4 separate regions of the Homo sapiens genome follow, and all the other regions are linked to region 2. A link is a contact called in ENCODE Hi-C or POLR2A ChIA-PET data. All regions are on one chromosome and are shown on one strand. The core of a region is the stretch at or near the end of the contact, and the rest is flanking DNA. Distances in the headings are between cores, read along the strand shown.

What was found. Hi-C counts contacts between places; a loop is a spot of excess contacts on that map. ChIA-PET counts read pairs that join two places held with the same protein, here RNA polymerase II (POLR2A). Pooled maps may share reads with other maps.
Region 1: a loop to region 2 is called in a map with no recorded cell type, with 20 times the contacts of the local background. The contact joins the promoter of TPK1 here to the enhancer-like site in region 2. A Hi-C loop is called at or near these places in 7 of 37 single-sample maps with no recorded cell type and 12 of 50 pooled maps. POLR2A ChIA-PET finds 5 or more read pairs at or near these places in 3 of 52 experiments (CD4-positive, alpha-beta T cell, CD4-positive, alpha-beta memory T cell and activated B cell).
Region 3: a map with no recorded cell type shows a loop between it and region 2 (12-fold over the local background). The contact joins the promoter of MKRN1 here to the enhancer-like site in region 2. A Hi-C loop is called at or near these places in 2 of 37 single-sample maps with no recorded cell type and 9 of 50 pooled maps. POLR2A ChIA-PET finds 5 or more read pairs at or near these places in 1 of 52 experiments (naive thymus-derived CD8-positive, alpha-beta T cell).
Region 4: a map with no recorded cell type shows a loop between it and region 2 (6-fold over the local background). The contact joins two enhancer-like sites. A Hi-C loop is called at or near these places in 1 of 37 single-sample maps with no recorded cell type and 3 of 50 pooled maps. POLR2A ChIA-PET finds 5 or more read pairs at or near these places in 3 of 52 experiments (activated CD4-positive, alpha-beta T cell, activated naive CD4-positive, alpha-beta T cell and naive thymus-derived CD4-positive, alpha-beta T cell).

Annotation. Positions count from the first base shown.
Region 1 is chr7:144,834,803-144,837,502 of GRCh38, forward strand. TPK1 (thiamin pyrophosphokinase 1) reads right to left here and starts at 1,251. Exons shown (of 9, transcript NM_022445.4): 1 at 1,165-1,251; 2 at 758-816. The coding sequence starts at 800. RefSeq lists a silencer at 992-1,091 and an enhancer at 1,392-1,461.
Region 2 is chr7:142,807,561-142,810,260 of GRCh38, forward strand. It overlaps TRB. Among named protein-coding and RNA genes, the nearest start is that of PRSS2, 38 kb to the left of the region's middle. RefSeq lists an enhancer at 829-2,028 and a cis regulatory region at 1,150-2,041. Within about 2 kb of position 1,376, at least 10 of the 41 ENCODE cell types and tissues checked have a DNase peak (open chromatin) inside an H3K27ac peak, as active enhancers do; they include CD4-positive, alpha-beta T cell, where a contact is called at or near this core.
Region 3 is chr7:140,478,131-140,480,830 of GRCh38, forward strand. MKRN1 (makorin ring finger protein 1) reads right to left here and starts at 1,375. Exons shown (of 8, transcript NM_013446.4): 1 at 1,030-1,375. The coding sequence starts at 1,214. RefSeq lists silencers at 606-685, 966-1,105, 1,396-1,505 and enhancers at 641-1,481, 1,812-2,700.
Region 4 is chr7:140,208,926-140,211,625 of GRCh38, forward strand. It overlaps the pseudogene RNU6-797P. Among named protein-coding and RNA genes, the nearest start is that of KDM7A-DT, 33 kb to the left of the region's middle. RefSeq lists enhancers at 1,161-1,240, 1,863-2,700. Within about 2 kb of position 1,451, at least 7 of the 41 ENCODE cell types and tissues checked have a DNase peak (open chromatin) inside an H3K27ac peak, as active enhancers do.

The DNA.
Region 1 (2,700 bases), core at 1-2,500, 2.0 Mb after region 2:
GCCAGCCCATTCACCAGATGAGGCAAAAACCCAAGATAAATATCTGAGCAAGTCACGTAGACTGGGGCCCCCGAGCCCCAATACCAAGCGCCCCTTTATAAGCTCTTACATTTTGTCCAAATTTGAAATGGTTTCGTTAAGGCAGAAGCTTGGACTACTTCCCCATTGCTAGCTTTGGAAAGTAGTCACTTTCCTTTCCGGGCCCTTCGTCCTTGTTGATTGGCTCTGCAAGCAGCGAGCAGCCCAGCCTGAACTCGGTTACACAGTAATTTCAAATCTTAGAAGAATAAAATATCCTGAGTGTTATATAGATTTAAAACACTTGATATAATCATTTGCCAATCTTTTATTAGATAAGCTCGGGGCACTTTCAATGGATTAAAAATGCATCACGGTCAGGCAACGATGACCGTCCTTAATGCCTGCAATGTCTAATGTTCCGCTATGTTCCAGATTTGTTCGCGCTGTTGGTGGAGGCGCAACAGCCGGGAAGCGCTTACTGGGCTCCACACGGACTACACACACTGTATCTTGTCATTTCGTCCTCACAGCAAGGACTGATACGTAAGCTCATTTTTCAGATGAGGAAAATGAGACCGGCGAGAGGCTGATATGCTTAGCGGTACAGAGCTAGGAAATCAGGGACAGAACCCAGGCTGGAAGTCACGCTGGCTCTAGAGCCCCGTCCTTTCGACCTGTTCCCGTCGCTGGGGAGGGGCACGTCAGTGACACTAAACCGTGGAAAGAAATACAGTACCAGTGGAAAGCAGGGGCTCCAACGGGGTAAAGGCATGCTCCATAACGGATTATTGGCCTCTGCATTAAAAAAAAAAAAGTGAAGTTAGACTCTCAGTTTTAATTAAACATCGCGCAGAACCAACAGCACGGGAGCCGCCTGAACCTGGCACTCGGCAGCGGCGCGCTCCGGGACCCAGGAGCCAGCTGAGCTGCGGCGCAGCACCCGGCGCTGGGGACCCGCCACGGCTCGCCTACAGCACCGCCGCGGGCGGGGGCCCCCGGAGACCGGCCGCGCGGGCCGCTATGAGGTCCGAGGGGTTGCCCCTGCCGCCTCTCTCCGCGAACCCATCACCATCCGGGAACCTGGGGAGCGAGAGGCGGCCGCCCCCTTCCGCGGCCCGCGCGCCCGGCAGCAGTCGCACTTACACAATGGCTGGTAGGAGCCACAGACTGGAGATCGCAGGCTGCGGGAGCTACGGCGATCGACCGCTCGGCGCTCGGCTGAGGAGCCTTGGCGCGCGGTCCTCGCTCGCAGGTTTTAGCCCCCGGGACGCGAGGTGGCCCCGCCCGCTTCCGGGAGCCGGAGGCAAGTGGGAGCCGCGCCCTGTGCTCTGCGTCCGGCACTACCCACCTCAAGTCTCCAAGGCTTCGTTTTCTGGGCTGGTTCTGCTAGCTGTAGTACTGCTGCCGGGCCCTCTGCACTCAGCTTTAACAAGGAGGCCATTTGCTTCAAACTAAGTGGCGAATTCCCTATCACCCATGCTTGACCTAGCTTCCAAGCCAAACTTACTTTCCACTGTGCTGCTTCTAGTCCTGCTACCGGTGTCCTCCCTGAGCCGTCGGGTTAAAAGCTTTCCTTCCTGGCCGGGTGCGGTGACTCACGCCTGTAATCCCAGCAGTTTGGGAGGCCGAGGCGGACGGATCATGAGGTCAGAAGTTCGAGACCAGCCTGGCCAGCATGGTGAAACCTCGTCTCTACTAAAAATACAAAAAATTAGCCGGGCATGGTGGCGCGCGCCTGTAGGCCCAGCTACTCGGGAGGCCGAGGCAGGAGAATCGCTTGAACCCGGGAGGCCGGAGGTTGCAGTGAGCCAAGATCACACCAGTGCACTCCAGTCTGGGCGACAAAGCGAGACTCCATCTCAAAGAAAAAAAAAAAGCTTTCTTTAGGGAACACTCCGTTAAGAGCTTTCCTTACTTTGCTTTGTGGAAACAGAATGTTTTTGTTGGAAGAAACTTTAAGCCACCTATCTGCAGCTGCAGAGCGTCACTGTTGCAATACAGGCTTTTCCAATAGTGAGCGAACCTAATCTCCCTCTACCCTCTTAAGGTTTCCACCTGGGCCTAAGAGGTTAAATTGACTTAAGACAGTTTAACAGGGGAAAAGCTTACAGCTATGTGCATGGGAGTCCACAAGAAAAGACCCAAAGAAGGAGGAAGCCTAAATGCTTATATACGGGTTTAGCTACAACAAATTTCAAAAGTCCATGTTTAAATATGACCTTAATGAACCTAAAAGACAATTGGGGTACAAGGAAACTATCTGCACATGTAATAGACAAGTGGTTGCCATGTGTTTATCCTATGAAGAGCTGTTACCAGTTGATGTGTCCAGGTTCTTGGCGTCTTGAACAAAGAATTGGACAAAACGCACAAAGCAAGGAAAGAATGAAGCAAAAACAGAGATTTATTGAAGATGAAAGTACACCCCATAGGTTGGGAGCGCCCGAGGATAGGGGCTCAAGAGTGCCGTTAGAGAATGTTCTGGGGTTTAAATGCCAGCTAGAGGTTTCCATTGGTTACTTGGCTTATGCCCTATGTAAATGAAGAGGATGAAGTAAATTTTAAAGTCATTTACTGGATATAAGCCCTGTGTAAATGGAGAGGATGTTTCCTGTCATTGCTGAAGTACTGCAATTTGATTTAGTTCCAGGAAGTCAGCATGAATCGGCCTTAACATTC
Region 2 (2,700 bases), core at 126-2,625:
CTGAGACTCAGTTTTCCTTGCTGTAAAATGAGCTCAATTACAAGCCCAACTTCATAAGATCGTTTTATCTCATTTAACCCACACAACATGTAAAGCTTTTAGAACAATATCAGTAAGTATTAGGTGTTATTATAACTACTACCAACCTGAAGATTTTTTTCAGGCAAAACATTTTCAGTTTTCTCAATTTTGTTATTATAGGGCACAGTTTTGAGCACGTCCTACTTTCCATAGCCCAATCACTCCCTTCTGAAAACATTAAAGTTTGTTTTTATCCCTCTATCTTTTAAAAAATGTGTTGTACAGGACCTGACCCAGCACCAGGTGGGTTCTGACCTACAAAGAGTAAAGGGGGAACTTTGCCTCCTCTTTCTCAACATCTTATACGTTAGTTGGTTCCATTAGGACAATTTATCTACTTTTTGTACGCTCACCATCCCGTTGACTCACAGAGCTCACTTTGACTCACCCCCTGGGTGTTTTTTCACATATCCTTCTTTCACATATTCCCCTTCCTGTGTTCATATAGATGGTTTTCTCTGTTTGGTGGGGGAGGAGGGAGAGAGAGAATGTTTATCATGTTTATTCAGCTTATCTCTCCAACCTATTAAGATTCTGCAGGATTCTAATTTTGTGATTCATTATATTTATCCTTCTATCCTCATGCCATCTCAGATATGATCATCTTGCCTGATTCATTACTATAAGAGTGATTCATGAAATTCATAGCAAGATCACAGCTCAACAGAGACCCCACATTCCCCAAGCCTTGTCTGAAGTCCAGGAGCTGCTAAAACACAGAGAATTAGCTTCTGGTCCTCCTCTGGCCCCAGCTGCATGGCTCTGAACAACTCATTTTTATTCTCTGGGCTTATATGTCCTCCTCTGTGATATGAGGACATTGGGTAAAGTGATCTCTAAGAATCTTCAAACTCTGCTCTTCAGATTCTCTGATTCAAAGCCTGCAGTCTCTGAAGTACCAAGAGAATGGGAACTCAGAGAAGCTAAGCTCTTCCTGGCCTCAAATCATACATATCTGTGACATAGTCTCAGACAGTCTGATGGTGGAAGAGGACAGCACTGGCACTGGAGTCCCACAGTTAGCAAGAGTCAACTGGAGCCCTGACACCTGTTCCCTGGCCCTCCTCCATCAAAAAGGTCTAGGGCCATGAATGACAAGAAAATTGTGTTAAAAAGGAGAGTGGCCCTGAATCAAAAGGTGGGAAGTAATGAGATGTAAATCGGGGTCTTTTAGGTAATAGCTGACAACTGGGGTAGGAATGGGGGTTCTGAGCCCAGTGCTGGCTGCCGGGCTGTTTATCTCTGAGTCACATCAGCACCAAGCCACAGCAGCCACCTGCCCTAGCTCCATCTCTTACAGTCACAACAGGATGTGGTTTGACATTTACTGGGTCCTGCATCTGGGGTGCCTGTGAAAGTTGCTCCCTCCACCCACCCACCTTCAGAGCATCATGAGAACCACACTCACCGCATCCGGCACCCAACCCCCTCCTATGCTGCTCTTTCTACCTGGGCCCCTGGTTAGCATCCTGGCAGTAGAAATAGAACTTCAGAGGGGAGGGGCAGGGTCTCTAGAGGGGAATCTAGGTATCCCAGATCCATGTGCAGGCCTCCCCTCCCCCAACACATCTTTACACCTGCTGGAGGTTATGCACAAGATCAAAGGCCACAGTGGGCACCATGAAGATAGTGGAGAATGAAAAACAGCTGCAATAACTGCTCTGACCCAGTTGGGATCCCTTCTGGTCCCACATCACTCAGGCAACTCTCTCTTCCCACCTGCCCCCCAAACTCCCTTCCACCTCCCTCCACATGTATCCTCCCACTTCCTTCCACTCATGTAATGAGAGGTGCTGATGAGTCACAGGAGAGGTAGCCCTAGATAACCAACAGACTGCAAAACGGACAGTCCCTGGATGTCTGAGCCAGTGTTTGTGCACTGCATTGACTGGCTCCTCGTAGTTTTTTCCTGTAGTTGCTAAAGCCTGTAAGGTCTGTGTGATGAATATTTTCTAACACATCTTAGAAGAACATAATGCAAGACAGAATGAAAAACTAGAGAGGCAGAAACCCCCAAAGTAAGTAGTGGGAAATTACCAGGTATATAATAGGTCAAGCCTGCTCTGCAGGAGCTCAAGGGATTGTAGCATTCTTATCCCAAACCACTGAATCCTGGGCAAAAATAAGAAGTCGCCTAATTTTAGTATTACCAGCTTCCCAACCCCGGGCATTCTTCATCTTACTCAAGCTGTCCAGAGGCCCCAGGGTGACTCCCTATAAGTCCCATGGGTGGCTGAGATCTATTTAGAGGCACAAGGGTATCTCCTTATAAGTCCCATGGGTGGCTGAGATCTATGAGAAGCATCTTGGGGAGAGTGCCTCTGGCCACCAGCATGTGGCCCTGAATCTTCCATGTGCAACTGGCCAGGGAAGGAGATATATGGAAATAGTCATCCTGCACATCTGCAAAATCAGATGCAAATCCTGGAAGCTCTCCTAGAAAAGAGACAGCCTCATCTGATTAAAGGGGCAAGTGAGTTTGATGAATTATTGGCAAGAGACAGCATGTCTGAACAGGATCGGTCATCCTAAACTGCTTTCCTTTGTCCCCTGGAATTATAATGACTGTGGATTTCTGAGTCCTAGATGGTATGGAAACAGTTATGGGAATGAACAGTC
Region 3 (2,700 bases), core at 125-2,624, 2.3 Mb before region 2:
ATACTTGCATATAAATTATACCACCCAGGTGAAAACCGGCATTTCAGTTGATTTATTCAACTGATAGAAAAAGAAAAGCTTACAGTCGCTACTGATCACTATTTAAAAACCGGAAAATAAAAAACGTACAATTAAATGCCCTCTTCTGCGTAGAGCTAGGTAGTTTTTTACAACCATACACATCCATACAACCGCCATCCCTTAATTTTTCTAATATTTTCGTCTCGCATATCAAACCAAAACCAAACCTCTCTCTCTTCCGGGAGCGAAGAGCCCTTTCACTCCCTTCGGAAGATGCGTAAATTTCAAAAGAGGAACATAGCGCTGGGGGAGGGTAATAATCTGCAGCTCAAAAAAACCGCGGGTGGAGAAGACGACCCCGGCCCCCGAACGCCTGCTTCTAAGACAAAGCTCAGCACCGCCAACCTCGACAAACATACAAAGAAGAAATACAAAAGCTTCTTCTCACAGTTGGGCGGAGGATGGGGGGCGGAGGGACGGAGGGACGTGAAAAGACGTTACAAACGGATGGCACGGAGAGAGGAGAGGGCCGGGAGCCAGGCAAGCTCGCTGGGGCCCTCGGCGGGGTGTCTAGGCCCGGAGAGGATCGCTGGGAGACCGGCCTCAAGTGACCACCTCCCGAGCCCCGGGAGCCGGAGGCAGCGGCGGGGGCATCCTTCCAGCGGCAGGGGAGGAGCCAGCCCACCTCTCCCCGATGCGCTCGCAGCCAGCTCAGGCAGCGCTCAGGGAAGTGTAAGCGGCGGTGCAGCCCCGCGGCTCCGCAGTAATCGCGCACCGCCAGGCCTCCGCGGACAGCGCTGAGGGCTCCGCGGCCCAGCGGGGGTTGACGCAGTGACTGGGGGAACGCGGCGGCAGCGGGGGCCGCGAGGGCTGCAGAGATCGAGACAACGCCGGTCCCCGCCCTCCCGCGCCTCTAGCCGCAGGCCGGCCGCCCTCCTCCCTCCCGCGCCGCAGGCTTGGCCCGCGGCCCCCTCCCCGCGCCCGGCGCTCCGCCGCGCAACGTCCTACCTGCAGGTGACCTGTTTAGTCCAGCCGCCGCCGCTGCCGTCGCTGCCGCCGCCCCCTCCGCCCGCCCCCAGGGACGGGGCGGTGACTGTGGGGATCGGGGTGGGGGAGGCTGCTGCCGCCGTCGCCGCTGCCGCTCCTGCTCCTGATGTTGTGGCTGTTGTTCCGGGAGTTGCAGCCTCCGCCATTACTGTTTATCCCACACAGCAAAGGCCCCGGAACTTCCGGGATCACATAGTTCCGGTCCGGCTGCGGGGAGAGGACGGCGAGGCCAGGCGAGGGGAGGGGAAGGACACTGAGGCACCCGTTCGGTCCCCGCCTGCTACGCGTCGCGTATCTGAGCGCTCTCGCCACTTCAACTGCGGGCCCAGAGCATGCGCGCCCGCGGCCCGCCCACGGCGCCGCTCATTGGTGGAGGGGACGTCTCCTCCGGAAAGGGGCGGGGCAAACGGGGGTCTGTACAGGTGTGTCCTAGGCTCGAAACCCCGGCGACGAAAGTCCATAGTTAGCGGCTTTCTTCCTAGCAGAGGCTGATATAGTGGAGCTGGGGCTGGGGACTAGGGACTTGCAGTCGGAAGACCTGGGTTTGAATCTGCACTTTCCCATTTCTCTAGTAATATTTGAGCTAGGTACTTGTTCTATCTGAGCCTCCGTTTCAGCCTCTCTCGAATAAGGATGACAGCAGACCCACATATGGTTGCTGTGAGGATTATATGATGTCCTTAGAAATCACTGAGCTTAGTGCCTGGTACATGGTAAACACTTAATAAAGGTTATCTCATTCCTGGTATCAGAGATGTGATCTTGGCCAAGTATTTTGGCTGAGCAATGCTCTAGAGGGCTGGTCCCCTTATCTCCAGGCTTCCCTTTCTAAGCCATGGGTCTTCTAGCAAATTATCCTACCTCTTGGTGCTCCTGCTTTCTCCTCTGTAAAAACGACAATAATAATAATAATAGGCCAGGCGCGGTGGCTCACGCCTGTAATCCCAGCACTTTGGGAGGCTGAGGTAGGCGAATCACCTGAGGTCATGAGTTCGAGATCAGCCTGGCCAACGTGGTGAAACCCCGTCTTTACTAAAAATACAAAAATTAGCCGGGTGTAGTGGCTAGTCCCAGTTACTCAGGAGGCTGAGGCAGGAGAATTCCTTGAACCCGGGAGGCGGAGGTTGCAGTGAGCCGAGATCGCGCCACTGCACTCCAGCTTGGGCGACAGAATGAAATTCCGTCTCAAAATAATAATAATAGTAATAGATAATAGTACCTACTTCAGAGATGGCTGTGAAAGTTAAATGAGAATCTGTTTAAAAACCTTTGTACTGGCCGGGCGCGGTGGCTCACGCCTGTAATCCCAGCACTTTGGGAGGCCGAGGGGGGCGGATCACCAGGTCAGGAGATTGAGACCATCCTGGCTAACACGGTGAAACCCCGTCTCTACTAAAAAATACAAAAAAATTAGCCGGTCATGATGGCGGGCGCCTGTAGTCCCAGCTACTCCGAGGCTGAGGCAGGAGAATGGAGTGAACCCGGGAGGCGAAGCTTGCAGTGAGCCGAGATCGCGCCACCGCACTCTAGCCACTGCACTGCAGCCTGGGCGACAAAGCTAGACTCCATCTCAAAAAAAAAAAACAAAAAGCAAAAAAAAAAAAAAAAAAACCCCTTTGCATTGTGCTTTTC
Region 4 (2,700 bases), core at 201-2,700, 2.6 Mb before region 2:
GGAAGGGGGATGAGCAGATAGGCGGGGTCAAAGCTGCAGGCCCTCTGAGTGGGCTCCCTGGTTCCAGAAGCAGGGAGCCAGTGCAGAGAGGGTGGGAAAAGAAGTCAGACTCTTTTACCGCCAGATTCACTTCTTTCTCCATGTGAACACTGCGTGGACTTCCAGAAGCATTGATCCTCTGCACTAGCATCCCCAGATTTAGGGACAAATAGATTTCTTGAGTTCCCAGAGGAAACAGATTCTGAGATGAGACTGGATGCAGAGCATGGCCCCAGGATCTGTCACTGATGGGGAGTGAAGGGAACAGGTGGGGCAGAGGGAGGAGCCTCAGTCGATCCCAGGATCCCACAGGGAGCTCTGGAGCTGGGATGGCCCTTCAGAGCTGCCCTGAATTGGAGCTAGGGGACCACACCTGGGCATTGACCAGTCCTTAACATGGGCTGCCCTGGGGGAAAGGGGTGACCTTGAACAAGGAGGGCAATTCCTGGAAAGGGACTCAACTAAGAGCAGCCATCAGCCACCCATGTCTCCAGCAGCTGGGGGAAGGAGCACCCACAGAACCCAGTACTAAGGATGGGTTATTTACATAACAAAGGATCAGTGGTTCTGTTTTCATTTTGTTTCACATTATTTTAATTTTTTAATGGAATGCTTCATGAATTTGCATGTCATCCTTGCACAGGGGCCATGCTAATCTTCTCTGTATCATTCCAATTTTTTAGTGTATGTGCTGTCAAAGCAAGCACTTGTTTCACGTTAGATGATAAAGGTGTTGAGGGAAAGACTTGCTCTTCCAACTGTATGTATCCCCCACAATGCACTTGCTCTTGATAAAATCAGGGCCTCCCCAGACAGGATTACCAGTTACACCTGTAATGCCCATATCTAACGTCCTAGCTGGCACAGGGATGCCGGCATAATAAACGGGGCTGCAGAGGAGCGTCATCCTGGCTTGGGATTCCTCGTCTTTCTAGATTGCTGAAAATGAGGAGCTGAGGGCCACGGAGCACTCAGAATCCCCACCAACTGCTGACCCAGAACCTTTAGCACAGTGGGTCTCAGAGAGTGTCTTACTAGCTTGAGACGTTAGGCTTCAGCAAAGCGGCACAGGTGCGGGCGAAGGCAACCTGGAGCTGTGGCTCTGCACGGGCCCTCGCCTGGCCAAGGCAAGGGACAGGACAAGAGCAGGAAGGAAAGAGTATCAGAGGTCAGTGTATCCATCCAAGGGCTCAACCTGGCCAGGGGACAAGGCAGAGGAGCCAGGCAGGCCCTGCTGCTCAGCACAGCTGCAATGCCACCTGAGATGAGGTGTGACAAAGGTGCCTGTCACTGTCCCTCCTCCTGTTCTATTCTAAGGGTCTCTGTGCCAGTTGTCAGTTCCTTACTGTAGTTGAAGCGAGGTGCACTCCCTTTCACTCTGGGTGCTACTTTCTTGGCTGAGAAAAAACAAGCTGCAGCCCAAGCCGCCCTGCTATGTGAGAAAGAGAAGTGAAACAGGCTGTGGGCTGGGCAACAGGAGGCTGACTGCAAGCGACCTGCAGATGCCGAGCCTTTGCTGGTTTACTCCGGCAGCACAACAGCATACGAAGAAAACCAAAGTGGCTCTCTCATTAGCCAGTTCCTGGAAGAGGAACGGTTCCATTTCTACAACCATTCAAGCAGCAGGGATTTATTGAAACCGATCCACGCTCAGGTCCCAGCGGACACAGTCCCTGCCTGAAAGGCACTAGAGCCTAGTTAGGGAGAGTAGAGTAACTCACCTGAAAAAAACAGCAAATGGACCTGACCTGTATAATTAGGGACTAAATTACGTGAGCCAGTCTCAAGGCGCAGTCCGTCAGGGAAGAACTCACCATGAAGACCGCCGAAGATCACGAAAAGGAGGCCAGAAGTGAGGAAAGGCTCCAGAGGCCAGGAGAGGGCATGGGGTAGCGGGGCATGAAACTGCAGGAACAGAAGCCTGGAGGCAGAGATGATAATGAGGAAATGGGCCTCACTAGACCCTGCACCCGAGCCAGGCGCATGGGTCGAGGCTGCCTCGAGAAGCCCCCTCAGCGTGGTTGCCACATAAAAGAAAAGATGCTCAGTTCAATTTGAATTTCAGCTAATCCGTAAACAATATTTACCATAGGTATGCCCCAAACAGTGCAAGACTTTTTTCTAAAACATCTGACTGAGCATGGTGGCTCATGCGTGAAATTCCAACACTTTGGGAGGACCGAGGCAGGAGGATCGGTTGAGTCCAGGAGTTTGAGACCAGCCTGGGTAACATGGTGAGACCCTAACTCTACAAAAAATACAAAAATTAGGTGGGCATGGTGGCACATGCTGGTAGTCCCAGCTACTCAGGACACTGAGGTGGGAGAATCGTTTGAGCCCAGGAGATCGAGGCTGCAGTGAGCCGTGATTGCACCATCACACTCCAGCCTGGGCAACAGAGTGAGACTCTGTCTAAAAAAGAAATAAAATAGGCAGGGCGCAGTGGCTCACACCTGTAATCCCAGCACTTTGGGAAGCCAAGGTGAGCAGATCACCTGAGGCCAAGAGTTCAAGACCATCCTGGCCAACATGGCAAAACCCTGTTTCTACTAAAAATATAAAAATTAGCCAGGCACGGTAGCACATGCCTGTGATCCCAGCTACTAGGGAGGCTGAGGCAGGAGAATTGCTTGAACCCAGTGGGCAGAGGTTGCAGTGAGC